4 separate regions of the Homo sapiens genome follow, and regions 1, 2 and 4 are each linked to region 3. A link is a contact called in ENCODE Hi-C or POLR2A ChIA-PET data. All regions are on one chromosome and are shown on one strand. Each heading gives the region's core, a stretch centred on a gene start or an enhancer-like site at or near the end of the contact. The rest is flanking DNA. Distances are from core to core; before and after follow the strand shown. Region 1 holds the start of CAPN10-DT (CAPN10 divergent transcript). Region 2 overlaps HDAC4 (histone deacetylase 4). Region 3 holds the start of NDUFA10 (NADH:ubiquinone oxidoreductase subunit A10). Region 4 overlaps HDAC4 (histone deacetylase 4).

Region 1 (2,809 bases), core at 71-2,570, 560 kb before region 3:
GCTAAGACCGCATCCACTTAGGGCAAGGTTGCTCCCTGGGCAGTCTTATTCAGCAGATAAACCATTTCTAAAAATATGAACACAGCACTCGGCCAGGGCATCCCTTGGAGGTGCCATTTCTAGGTGTTACAACTGGAAAGGCAGGTGCACAAAATCCAAAACTGAAATTCTATCACGCTTTGCTTTGTGGGCTCGGCCTAGCCACTTCAGAGGGGCACGAGCGGCCCTCTCTGCGGGAGGAGCAGACACAAACGCTCTTCAGGGCGAAAGCAAACAGGTGGGGCGGGGTTTGGGGCTCTGTTAAAACGCCTCTCGCAGCGCTCTGAGCCTCCTGGATTGGAGCTCTCGCAGGCGGAGGCCACGACCTAGTTTAGCGTCCTTAGGGTAGCGCCGAGTCCTGCTCGTTCTGGGCGGGGGTATGAAGGAGGTACGAAAAGAGGGGGCCGGGCGCCCACTTCTGAGGAGAACAACGGCGGACCCTGCGTTCGGAGCTACCCTGGCCGCCCACCCCGCCCCGCTCCCTGCGAGGAGCGGAGATCTCAGAAACCAGAAACGGCGCCCACCGCACCCCACACGGCCCCACCTGGGGCCGCCTCCACGTGATGTCCTCGCGGAACTGGGCCAGCGGCGTAGACAAGTCGCAGAAGAGCGAGGAGTCCGCGGCGGGGAAGGCGGCGTCCCGGAACAGCTCCCTCGCCGGCGTCGCGCCCCGGCCCGCCCGCATCCTCGGCTCCGCGGGCTCCCATCTGCAGCCGGTTGCCTCGGGGTCGCAGCCCCGGAGAGAAGGCGAGTCAGCCGCCGCCGCCTCCGGCCCGCCCCGCCCGTTCCCCGCCCGGCCCAGCCCTCCAAGCCCGAGGGCCCCGCAGGTGCTGGACCAGGCCAGTACGCCGGCCCGCTAGTCTCCCATTGGTAACCAGGCGGCAGCCAACCGGGCGTGGGGTCTCGGGTCACGTGACAGGCGGCCCAATCGCACTCGCGCGACGGAAAGCGCCACGGACGTCGGAGGCCCAGGGGGCGGGGCTCCCGAGCTCCGCTCTTTCGTGGTCGGGCGGCGGACCGCACTGTATTTTTTCCTTCCGGGGGCGGCGGAGCCCAGGGCTATCCCGGCCTCCGCTCATACCCGGAGGGCCGGCAGGCGTTCAGTCCTCCAGCCGGTGAGGCTCGGGCCGGGGTGTCGGGACCGCCTGAACACGCGGGCTCTGGGAGCTTCAGGGACCAGGGAGCCACCTCGGCCGAGTTGCGTCGCAGACTACAGCTCCCAGCATGCGCCGCCGCTCCCAGCATGCACCTTCCTCCCGAAACGCGTCTCTGCTTCCGGCGCTCTGCTGCGGAGGCCGTGGCCGCGGGTAGTTGGGAGGAACCGAGATTTACGCTTGGTAAGGCAAGTTGCGAGCTGTCCGGCGCCGGTCGAGTTCCTGCCGCCGTCGTCGTCAGGCAGGGGAGAAGGGGGCCTCAACCCCTCTAGTGACAGCTGTTTGCTACCTAATAGGGCTTTTCATCCCACCGGGCCCCAGGGCCTTCGTTAGGAGCCCAGCAGGCTCAACTTCTTGCTGTGGTTCTGGAAAAGGGAGTGACCACCTGGCTCAACACCTCTCTCTGTGATGTGTTTGGGAGTTTTGGGAAATGAGACGGCTCCGAGGGAAGAGCTTGAGGGAGCGGCGTCGCACTCGTTCGACCTTCCCGGGCCTGGGCTTTGTTTCTAGGCATTTTAGGTTGAACGCTCTACATCTTAACTGGGGGCAGGGGAGGTGGCCAGAGCATCCCGCTGAGCGTTTTCCGATTCCCCAGATGGCCAGGCACCTGGTCCTGGTGGCTGGACAGTGACCCCGTGGACGCACATTTACAGCTATAGCCATTCAGTGCCGCGGGGAGGTGAGGATAGTGATCCTGGGACCTGCTCGAGGATTCACCCTTGCCCCAAGAACCTGTTCCATTCCCAGGAATGAAGGCGGTCAGGCAGGGGAGGAGAAGGGGGCCTCAACTCTTCTAGTGACAGCAGTTTGCCACCTAATAGAGCTTTTCAGATTTTGCCTCCTCAGGCCATTTTACTCAGCCTCGGACTATCAAGGATGGTCACATTGAAGCTGTTTTTCTGCAGTCAGGAGCGAAAAGTCCCGGCTGTTGAAGGAGAAACTGAATCTGGTTCAGGAGTCCCAGGTTCCTCCCTCTGAGAGGCCAGGTGGGGCCTGCGTGAGTAGCAGTTGTTCAGGTGGCAGGACACTGCTGTTTTCATCCCACCTGGCCCCAGGCCCCTGATTAGGGGCCCAGAGTGCTTATGTACTTGCCTCGGTCTGAGAAAGGGAGTGACTGCATAGCCCAACACCTGTGGGATGCCTCACTGCCCAGATGTTTCATCTCCGGGATGCTTCATTGCCCATTCAGCACCCTCTATGGTGCTGACTCTTCCGGAAGATGTTTCTGATTCCTTGCTAGGCTGGTGGTTGCACCATAGCTGAGAGGACTCAAGAAGAGCCTGGTCTCAGCTTCACCTAGGAGTCCCGGAGGAGTAAGAAACACGTATCTTTCCTGTTCTGGGCACATATGGGTGGGTAGCAGAGCTGAGGCTAGCTGAGGATCCCGACTCTCCTTTGGGAGCCTTTGTTGTGCCGCTCTCCCAGGCTGATCAGATCTGGAGAGCTAACAGCTTCCTGTGGCCACATCTGTGTCCAAGGCTGGGCCCATGCCTGTAGCCAGATTGCCAGGATCTGGAAGGGGCCAAGAGACAGCTGGTGCTGGGTAGGCAGCAGCCCTGTGTCAACCTGCCCCCACTATTACCCCATGCTGTGATTTGCATGTGGTCTGCCCCTGC
Region 2 (2,818 bases), core at 240-2,739, 740 kb after region 3:
AGTCAAAAGGGGGCTGAACAAGGACCCCAGGGACTATTGTATTTGGGGTTTTCTTTGTTGGGAACTTGGATTTCTGTTTGAAAGTGCTTGGTAAAACCTGCCGTCCTCCCTGTCCCGGGCACGCACCAGCAGGTGGAGGCAGGCGCTGCCTTCTGAACGGCTCTTTCCTTTTGTCCTCGGTTTTCTTGAGGCCTGGCTCACTTATTCCATTAGTCATGATTGGATAAAGCTTTTAAAGAAAAATCCCCACCCCTTGCCTTACTGTGCCACGAAAAATTCCTGAGTGAATGAGCGAAGCCACCCACTTGATAGGAGCCCTGGAGGCTGCCTTTCACATGGACTTTCAGGTGGGCCAGGCCCTGTATAGAACCCCGGCCCTCCCCATAGTGCCCTAGAAACACACTAAACACGGGAGCGTGTGTGGTGTGTGTGTGAGTGCGTGCGCGTGTGTGCGTACGTGAGTGCGTATGTGAGTGTGTGCGTGCGTGTGTGTGCATGCGCGTGCGAACTGAATGCATGCGTGCGCGCATGTGTGGTTGTGTGTGCGTACATGTGTGTACGTGACTGCTTGTGCGCACGTGCCTGTGTGTGTGTGTGTGTGTGCCTACTCCCATTTCAGGAGCTTGCCCTGCCTGTTTGATTTTTCTAAAGATTGACACTCTAAATCCCCTTTCTCTCCAAAACTCTCTTGGGGTGATATGGAAGACTCCTAGGGTCTCCAGTTTTACCATATTCTCCCTAGTCCACACAGAAGGTGTCCTTCAGCCACATAAAATGGGCCACTCATTGGTGCTGGACATCCTCACGCCATTGGTGCTGGTGTCCCCATGTCGCTGGTGCTTCATGTCACGTGCCGTTGGTTCTGGGTGTCCCCACAGCCTGGCCTTAGGGTGCTCTGTTTCTTTATAGTTAAGGAATTAGCTCAGCTGACAGGGAACTAGGTAAGAGTAAAGTCTGATAACATGGAAAATGTTAGTGCACATTTGAAAAAAAATAAATTTAGTAAAAATGTTGATATATTTTAAGTTTGAATGACAAGACTTGAGTGAATTTTTCCTGGTTAATGTTGTGTCTTTTGATTAAGCCATTTCAATGGAGTGTACATTTATATTAACTCTTGATGCCTTTTTTATTTGCCGTAATTGGATTAGAAAATAAGATCTTTTCTGTAGTTGATAGAACTTTGTTAATTTTATTCTCTCATTTGTTTTCCTTAACTCAAAAATGGTGAGTAAAGATCACGATGCTGTTTTAAAATTTAGGAAGTGGTGAACCATCAAGAGGATAAGGTTAGGTGTAATTTGAAGGATGATTATGAAGTGAGGGTTTATGCAGATTTGTGCACCAGTGTGTACAGTAGGGAAACGGAGGGTTATAACCAGGGGCATTCTCAGAGTTTGGGCAGGATCAGGCAGCGGGCAGAGCTCTGGTGCCCCATCAGGCGGGGACTTTGGGGGGTGCTCTCTGCTCTCCGTGGGCTCCCACATCAGATGAGCCAGGTGGCTGGGAGGGGCCCTGCGTGCCCAACACAGTGGCTGAGGGGCTGCTGCTCCTGCCCTGTGATGTGTGCTCTCTCCCCAGCCTGGATTTCCAGAAGAAAAGACCTCTGCTCCTCCTGTCTTTTTATTCTTTATTGGCCTGGTGCTGGGCACTTAGTTGGAGTTCAGTAAAGGTTTAGTGAGTGAAGAAGGAAAAAATGTTACTTAGAAGTGTTTTACTCGACTTCCTTGATCTGGAAACACACACACATATTGTAACATAAGAAAAGTTATATGCAAAAACAGTTCTTAAATGACACCTCGACTAAGACAAAACACAGACCTTTTCTTTTGTGGTTAGTGCTTTTTCGTATTTCATTTAAAAACAAAACAACCACCAAAAAACCTTCCCTACCTCAAGGCCATAAAGATAACCTTGTATATTTTCTCTTAAGGCCTTTGACGTTTTGTCTTTCATACTTAAGCCTTTGGTTTTTGTGTGGGGTGCAGGGTGGGGATCAGTTTCATTTTCTTTTCTCATTTTGAGAACCATAATGTTTGACACTTTACACCCTTTCTCTGGGATAGCTGTGCGGCCAGCTCATCCTCCAAGTTCAATCTGTTTTGGACCCTCCCTGTGCTCAGCTGCTCCAGAGCCTGTCCTGGGGCCAGCAGGGCACTGTCTCCTTGACAGGCGCTGCAGCCGCACTCCCCTGTCTCAGCCCCCTCCCTGCAATTGTCCCAGCTCCTCCTAAGCTGTGACTTGTCTAGAGACAAGTTCCTTTAAAAAGCCTAGCCTGAAACTTGATTGGAATTGCATTGACTCTATGGATGAATTTGAAGGCAGGGTTGGCATCCTGACAGTATATTTGTGTGTGTGGCTTCTCTTTCCCTCCATCAGGTCTTCTTTACTGTCTTTTTTCAATAGATTTTTATAATTTTCTCTATAAAGGTCTTGTACGTGTCAAGTTAGATTTATTCTTTATTCTTTGGTAGATTGTAGTTGTTTTGTTTTTCTGTTGCAGACAATACGTTTTTTTTTTAATTAAGTTTTCCCTTGCTAGTTTTTGGAATTGCAGTTGATTTTTATATTTTATTTTTATATCCAATCATCTTATTAAAATCTTATAATTTCTAAAAATTTTTTTCTGTAAATTCTTCAGGGTTTCTAAGACAAAGACTGTTAAAGTAACGATGCTAGTTTAGTGTCTTCCTCTCCAATTCCTGTGTTTATTTTCCTTGTCTTACTGTGCTAGCTGGGAATTCCAGTTCAGTTTTGAGTAAGAGCAGAAATACTGGACTTCCTTCTGTCGTCCTTGACATTAAAGAGAAGATTTTTA
Region 3 (2,712 bases), core at 20-2,519:
TCAGGTGCCCTCCAGGATCTAAAAACCAGACCCTCCTGCGTTGGGGACCGGGAATCCGTATTTTTGACAAAAAGCAATTCTTCAATTATAGAAACATCCATAGAACCGGCCGTAGTTTACACAGCTGCATTCCCACTGTTTTACAATCGCATGATCATTTCTGAAAAGTTGAAAACAAAGTTAAAGAATATTTAAGGGGTTAAGAACAAAAAGCCTGGGGAACACAAAAGATTATAAAAACCCTTCCCAACAGCAGGCATACTTGGAAGGAAACCTCACATGCAAGGCTCCTTCGTGGAGCCCAGAGCCCAGGTCCTGACGGGAGCACATTTTAAGAGATGGACTTGCCGGCGCGGTGGCTCACGCCTGTAATCCTAGCACTTTGGGAGGCCGAGGCGGGTGGATCACGAGGTCAGGAGATCGAGACCATCCTGGCTAACATGGTGAAACCCCGTCTCTACTAAAAATACAAAAAATTAGCCGGGTGTGGCGGCGGGCGCCTGTAGTCCCAGCTACTCGGGAGGCTGAGGCAGGAGAATGGCGTGAACCAGGGAGGCGGAGCTTGCAGTGAGCGCGATGGCGCCACCGCACTCCAGCCTGGGCGACAGAGCGGGACTCTGCCTCAAAAAAAAAAAAAAAAAAAAAAAAAAAAAAAAAAAAAAAAAGAGATGGACTTGGAGCGTGTGCTTTTGTTTTCTATGCTATTCAATGTGTTCACAGCAGGTCCCCTGGATGAGACCACTTAGCCTTCAGCTCCGGAGGCGACCCAGGCCGGCCTTGCCAGGTCCCTCTCCCTGACAGGCGCCCCGCGACAGGGGTCCCACCCCGTCCCTCCGCTCCTCGCCCCCTCTTTTTCCACTTTCCCTCCCCAGCGAGAACGTTCTGAGAGCTAGGAATGTTCTCTAGGAGGTCGCTTTGACGTCCACACCGCGCCTGGGGGATTCTGCGGGGAGCACAGGACCCTGGGACGAGACGCAGAAGTCGCTCCACGCCCTGGGCGGCCTCAGCTCCCGCGACACCGCAGCAACTCAGAACCCAGGCAGGGGCCGGGCAGCCAGCATGCTGCCCCCACGTTCACCTCCAACTCCCACCTCTCGGCCCTCGCCCCAACCCGCAGGACCCTGGCAGCGCACTGGCTGTCTCCGCGGAAGCCCCCGAGGGCCTCGGCGCGGCCCCGCCCCCTGGAAGGTTCCCGACAGGCGCCGCGGGCACCCCGGCCGTGACGTCACGGCAGCGCGCCGGCCGCGAGAGAGGGCCCCGTCGCGACCGCGTCCCCTTGGGTCCTTGATCCTGAGCTGACCGGGTAGCCATGGCCTTGCGGCTCCTGAAGCTGGCAGCGACGTCCGCGTCCGCCCGGGTCGTGGCGGCGGGCGCCCAGCGCGTGGTGAGCGGGCGGCGGGGTGGCAGGGTGGCGGGGTGGCAGGGTGGCGGGGTGGCGGGGTGGGGAGCAGTTCCACATCTCCCCCGGCCTCTGGCGGCGGCTCCCAGGTCGCTCTCCGGGTGGGTTTGGGGGACCCCTCCTGCCTCCGGAATTGTTTGGTCTTTGGTCGTGGACAGACCTCAGGGGGCCACGAGCTTCTCCAGGCCATTTTATCTCAGCTTTAAGCAAAACGCTGGAGCGCGGAGGTGATCAGGGCCCCGAGGCTGCCCTGATGCGGGAGGCCCGTGTGCAGGTGGCAGGCCGGGGGCACACGCGCTTGTCATTAGATAATTCACGTAGCAGCCCTGTCAAGAGCCGTTTAAAGGTCGGGCCCTGCTGGGTGCTTGGGTGATGCCATGTTGAGCAGACACGGAGTTCAGTGCTTGTGTCCGCTTCCTTTTGCCTTTACTCTGACTGACTACTCTCATTTCTTAGCATTTTGCCCCCACCTTCTTCAGTGAAATCGTTTCATACATTTGTAACACAGTTGGATTGCTTTGTCACATTCTGCCTTACATCTTGGGATCCTTCTACCTAATGCGTTTTTTAAAATGTGCATACATTGAGCGCATTCTTTGTGCTATAAGGTTCTATGGATTTTTTCTTTGTGCTATAAGGTTCTATAGGTTTTGACACGTGTGTAATAGCATGTCTCCACCATTATAGGTTCGTACAGAGTAGCTTCACTGCCTTAAAAAATTCCCCTCTGCTTTACCTATTAAACCCTTCTTTTTCTCCAACCCCTGACAACCACAGATCTCATTAACATTTCCATAGTTGCCTTTTCTGGAATGTCATATAATTAGAATCATACAATATATTGCCTTTTCAGACGCCTTGAATACTTGGAAATATCTATGTAAGATTCACTTATGTCTTCGTGGCTTGGTAACTCATTTCTTTTTAATCACTGAGTAATATCTCATTGCATGGATGTACTTCAATTCATTCAGCAATTGAAGGGCATCTTGGTTGCTTCAAGTTTTTGGCAATTATGAATAAAGCTGCTGTAATCGTGTACATGCAGATTTCTTTTTGGAAATACATTTTTATATCATTTGGGTAATACCTGGAAGAGCGATTACTCATGTAGTAAGACTAGTTTTCTAAGAAGCTGCCAAGCCATCTTCCAGAGTGACTGTGCCATTTGACTCCCACCAGAAGTGAAGGCTCTCCTTGTTGCTCTGCGTGCTCGCCAGCATGCGGGGCTGTCGGTTACTTTGGATTGCTATCCATTCTGATAGCTGCGTAGTGGTATCTTGTTTCAACTTTGGAATATCTCATGATATACA
Region 4 (2,700 bases), core at 33-2,532, 660 kb after region 3:
GCAAATCCAGTTTTACAAGTCTGCTAAGTAGCAGTCTTTAAAACTGCATCTTGATTGGTGTGGCACCTGTCTCCTGCCTGCGAGAACCATACCTGCTTTTACTCTACCCTTTAACAGGAGAGCCCCGAGCCATGTCTTTCAGTGGGATCGAGGGAGTTGGAACATTTCAGAGCTGTGGGGTGCCTCCCTCAGCGCAGCATTTTGGACCTCTAGCACCACTCTCTGACGGTTGTTGGTGGCCCATGGCTAAGGGTTGCATGGTTGTCTTTGCATTTTTAAACTCTGTTTTGACCCCGCAGAGCCCCTTGGGAAAAGTCGGGATGCTACCCTCACTGACCTGCCAGTCCCGGGGACACAGGGCAGACGGCCTGCCGTCCTGTACAGGGCCCCGTGCATCTGGGCGTGCTTTTCTCTGCCTCATGAAGTGTGTCGCCAGCCACGCTGCAATCATCTGTTCTTTAAGAGAAAGAAAAGTGGAGATGACAGGATGTGGCGGTCCTATGATTCTCTCCGCCCACCAGGGAGGAATGGGAAGTTCCCATCAGGGCATGACGCCACTTTCAGTACAAGCCTTCAGGCATCTGTGCCACTTCCTTTCATGCACCCTGCACTGTCCTCAGCTCCTTTAAGCTCTTCATTTCCGTTGTTTTCTATGAAAGGTGGCTACGATTCTGTGTGTTCTGCTTGAGAGAAGGTGGCCCAGGCCTGCTGAGACGTCATGGGCCGTGTCATCCAGCAACCTGGCTTCCGAGGCGCTGTGTTGAACACTTCTTGACTTCATGAGTTTATAAGTACTTCATGCCCAGCTACACCGTGTACGCGGAAATGAGAGCAGGGCTTGACCCGTCTCTTGATTATCTGCAGCAGTTTTAATTTATTTTAAAATAGAAATAGCTTTGCTTTTTACATTAAAATAAAAATGCTTTTTGTAAACAATTGCAACAATAAATAAACTTAGAAAGTAGGAGTTTAACGAACCTCTGAGTTTCGCTCACATGCTTGGGAAACCAACCGGGTTAGCGGGACTGTAGCTTGGAGACATTGCAGCCCAAGCGGCTGTCTCTGGGGAGCCCTGTGGCTCCCGGGCTGCCCACCCCCCGCCGGGCAGTCGGCTTGCTGCCACCAGCAGGTGTGAGCTCCAACCGTAGACATGCTCTTGGTCCAGACGTCCATTTATTGGGACCCAAAACTCAGAACTGTGGGCAGTTCAGACCTGGAAAGATGAAAGGGGACCGTCGGGGAATGGGCCGTGCTGCTGTCTTCCTTCCCGCTTGTTGGCATCTGTCCAAGCCTTCCCTCCTTTCTTGGAGACTGTCACCAGAGAGGGCCTGTCTGTGTCTTGTCAAACAGAGAGGATTCCTCCCTGCCGGCGAGCCTGTCCACTGCCTGTGTGTGCAGGTCCTTTGTCACCTTCCTGCAGCTTCCCTGGGGTCACCAGGGGAGTGGTGTGTCACCCGTGGGGTTGGCATTCACCTCCCCCCAGGTGAGGGCTCTCTGACGGCTGTGAATAATCACAGCAGCAGGTACCAGGATTGTCTGCGGGTTCCCATCTGCAGGGCAGCCTCAGCTGTCGATGCCGACATCGATAGTTTTGAGTAGAGTTGGGGAGGAACTTGGGCTATCACCTGGAATCAAAGCACCTTTATTTACTGCTTTGGTCCGAAAGAACGCAACACTTAGGAGGGTCCACTCCAGCAGTGATAAGCACCTCACCTGCAGAACAGGGAGGGCTGCCTGCCCAGGTCTCCCACCTCACCTGGGCAGGAGAGGCACCTGCAGCTTGAGACAGGCATGGAGAGGACGGTCCTGACCACTGAGGAGTGTCTGTGTCTGGAGGAAACAGCCTGTGCCCCTCTCCTCAGGACGGAGGCCCTTCACTTGTACCCCCCTGTTATCCCCCAATGGAGAAGGAAGTGGGTGGGCGGCTGGGACACGTCAGTTTCCAGTTTTTCTTGCTTGGCACCCTGTCAATCTTGAGTTTGTTTCAAGAAGCTGTTCTGCTGCCTTGATGAGACCCCCTCCACGTGAAGAAAGGTGAAATGCAGCAGCGCCAGCCACGCAAGATGGTACTGTGCTTTGGACGGTGCATTTCAGGGTCTTCTCATCGCCCCCTTTGCTAGTCCCTGAATTCCTCACAGCCAAGTTCCTGTGTCTCTGCGGGCCCCACATCCCTCACATCTGACATTCAGGGCCCTCCTGTGTCTCCGAAGGAAGAGGGTTGGAACACACCTGCAGAGCCACGGTTCTCAAACTCCGGAGCCCTTCACACTCCTGCAAATTAGCATGGACTCCAAAGAGCTTTAGCTTCAATGATTGAGATGCACAGGCTGACTGTCGTTCTGACGTGCTTGGGACCAGAAGTGTTCAGGCTCTCAGAGTTTTTGGATTTTGAAGTATTTGCGTATACATAATGAGATATCTTGGGGATGGGACCTGAGTCTAAACATGAAATTTATTTATTTATTTATTTATTTATTTTGAGACGGAGTCTTACTCTGTCGCCCAGGCTGGAGTGCAGTGGTGTGGTCTCGGCTCACTGCCACCTCCGCCTCCCAGGTTTAAGCGATTCTACTGCCTCAGCCTCCCTCCCGAGTAGCTGGAATTACAGACATACACCACTATGACTGGCTAGTTTTTGTATTTTTAGTAGAGATGGGGTTTCACCATGTTGGCCAGGCTTACCTCAGGTGATCCACCGGC

The links. A loop is a pair of places that touch in the nucleus more often than their neighbours do. ChIA-PET counts read pairs that join two places held with the same protein, here RNA polymerase II (POLR2A). Pooled maps may share reads with other maps.
Region 1: a map of ascending aorta shows a loop between it and region 3 (19-fold over the local background). The contact joins the promoter of CAPN10-DT here to the promoter of NDUFA10 in region 3. A Hi-C loop is called at or near these places in 8 of 168 maps with a recorded cell type or tissue (CD14-positive monocyte, CD4-positive, alpha-beta T cell, CD8-positive, alpha-beta T cell and 5 more), 8 of 37 single-sample maps with no recorded cell type and 18 of 50 pooled maps. POLR2A ChIA-PET finds 5 or more read pairs at or near these places in 7 of 52 experiments (A549, B cell, CD4-positive, alpha-beta memory T cell and 4 more).
Region 2: a loop to region 3 is called in a pooled map, with 6 times the contacts of the local background. The contact joins the enhancer-like site here to the promoter of NDUFA10 in region 3. A Hi-C loop is called at or near these places in 4 of 50 pooled maps.
Region 4: a loop to region 3 is called in a pooled map, with 7 times the contacts of the local background. The contact joins the enhancer-like site here to the promoter of NDUFA10 in region 3. A Hi-C loop is called at or near these places in 4 of 50 pooled maps. POLR2A ChIA-PET finds 5 or more read pairs at or near these places in 3 of 52 experiments (BJ, HEK293 and WTC11).

The regions. Positions count from the first base shown.
Region 1 is chr2:240,584,827-240,587,635 of GRCh38, reverse strand. It overlaps CAPN10-DT (CAPN10 divergent transcript), which reads left to right and starts at 1,320. Exons shown (of 1, transcript NR_103792.1): 1 at 1,320-2,809. CAPN10 (calpain 10) reads right to left here and starts at 902. Exons shown (of 12, transcript NM_023083.4): 1 at 584-902. The coding sequence starts at 724. RefSeq lists a silencer at 636-865 and enhancers at 65-891, 830-1,124, 1,176-1,355, 2,346-2,715.
Region 2 is chr2:239,288,367-239,291,184 of GRCh38, reverse strand. All of the region lies in intron 2 of HDAC4 (histone deacetylase 4), which reads left to right. Among named protein-coding and RNA genes, the nearest start is that of MIR4269, 16 kb to the left of the region's middle. Within about 2 kb of position 1,489, at least 10 of the 41 ENCODE cell types and tissues checked have a DNase peak (open chromatin) inside an H3K27ac peak, as active enhancers do.
Region 3 is chr2:240,023,899-240,026,610 of GRCh38, reverse strand. It overlaps NDUFA10 (NADH:ubiquinone oxidoreductase subunit A10), which reads left to right and starts at 1,269. Exons shown (of 10, transcript NM_004544.4): 1 at 1,269-1,384. The coding sequence starts at 1,310. RefSeq lists an enhancer at 445-1,274 and a silencer at 1,083-1,342.
Region 4 is chr2:239,367,757-239,370,456 of GRCh38, reverse strand. The region is part of intron 1 of HDAC4 (histone deacetylase 4); the gene reads left to right. Among named protein-coding and RNA genes, the nearest start is that of MIR2467, 17 kb to the right of the region's middle. RefSeq lists enhancers at 359-518, 539-858. Within about 2 kb of position 1,282, at least 12 of the 41 ENCODE cell types and tissues checked have a DNase peak (open chromatin) inside an H3K27ac peak, as active enhancers do.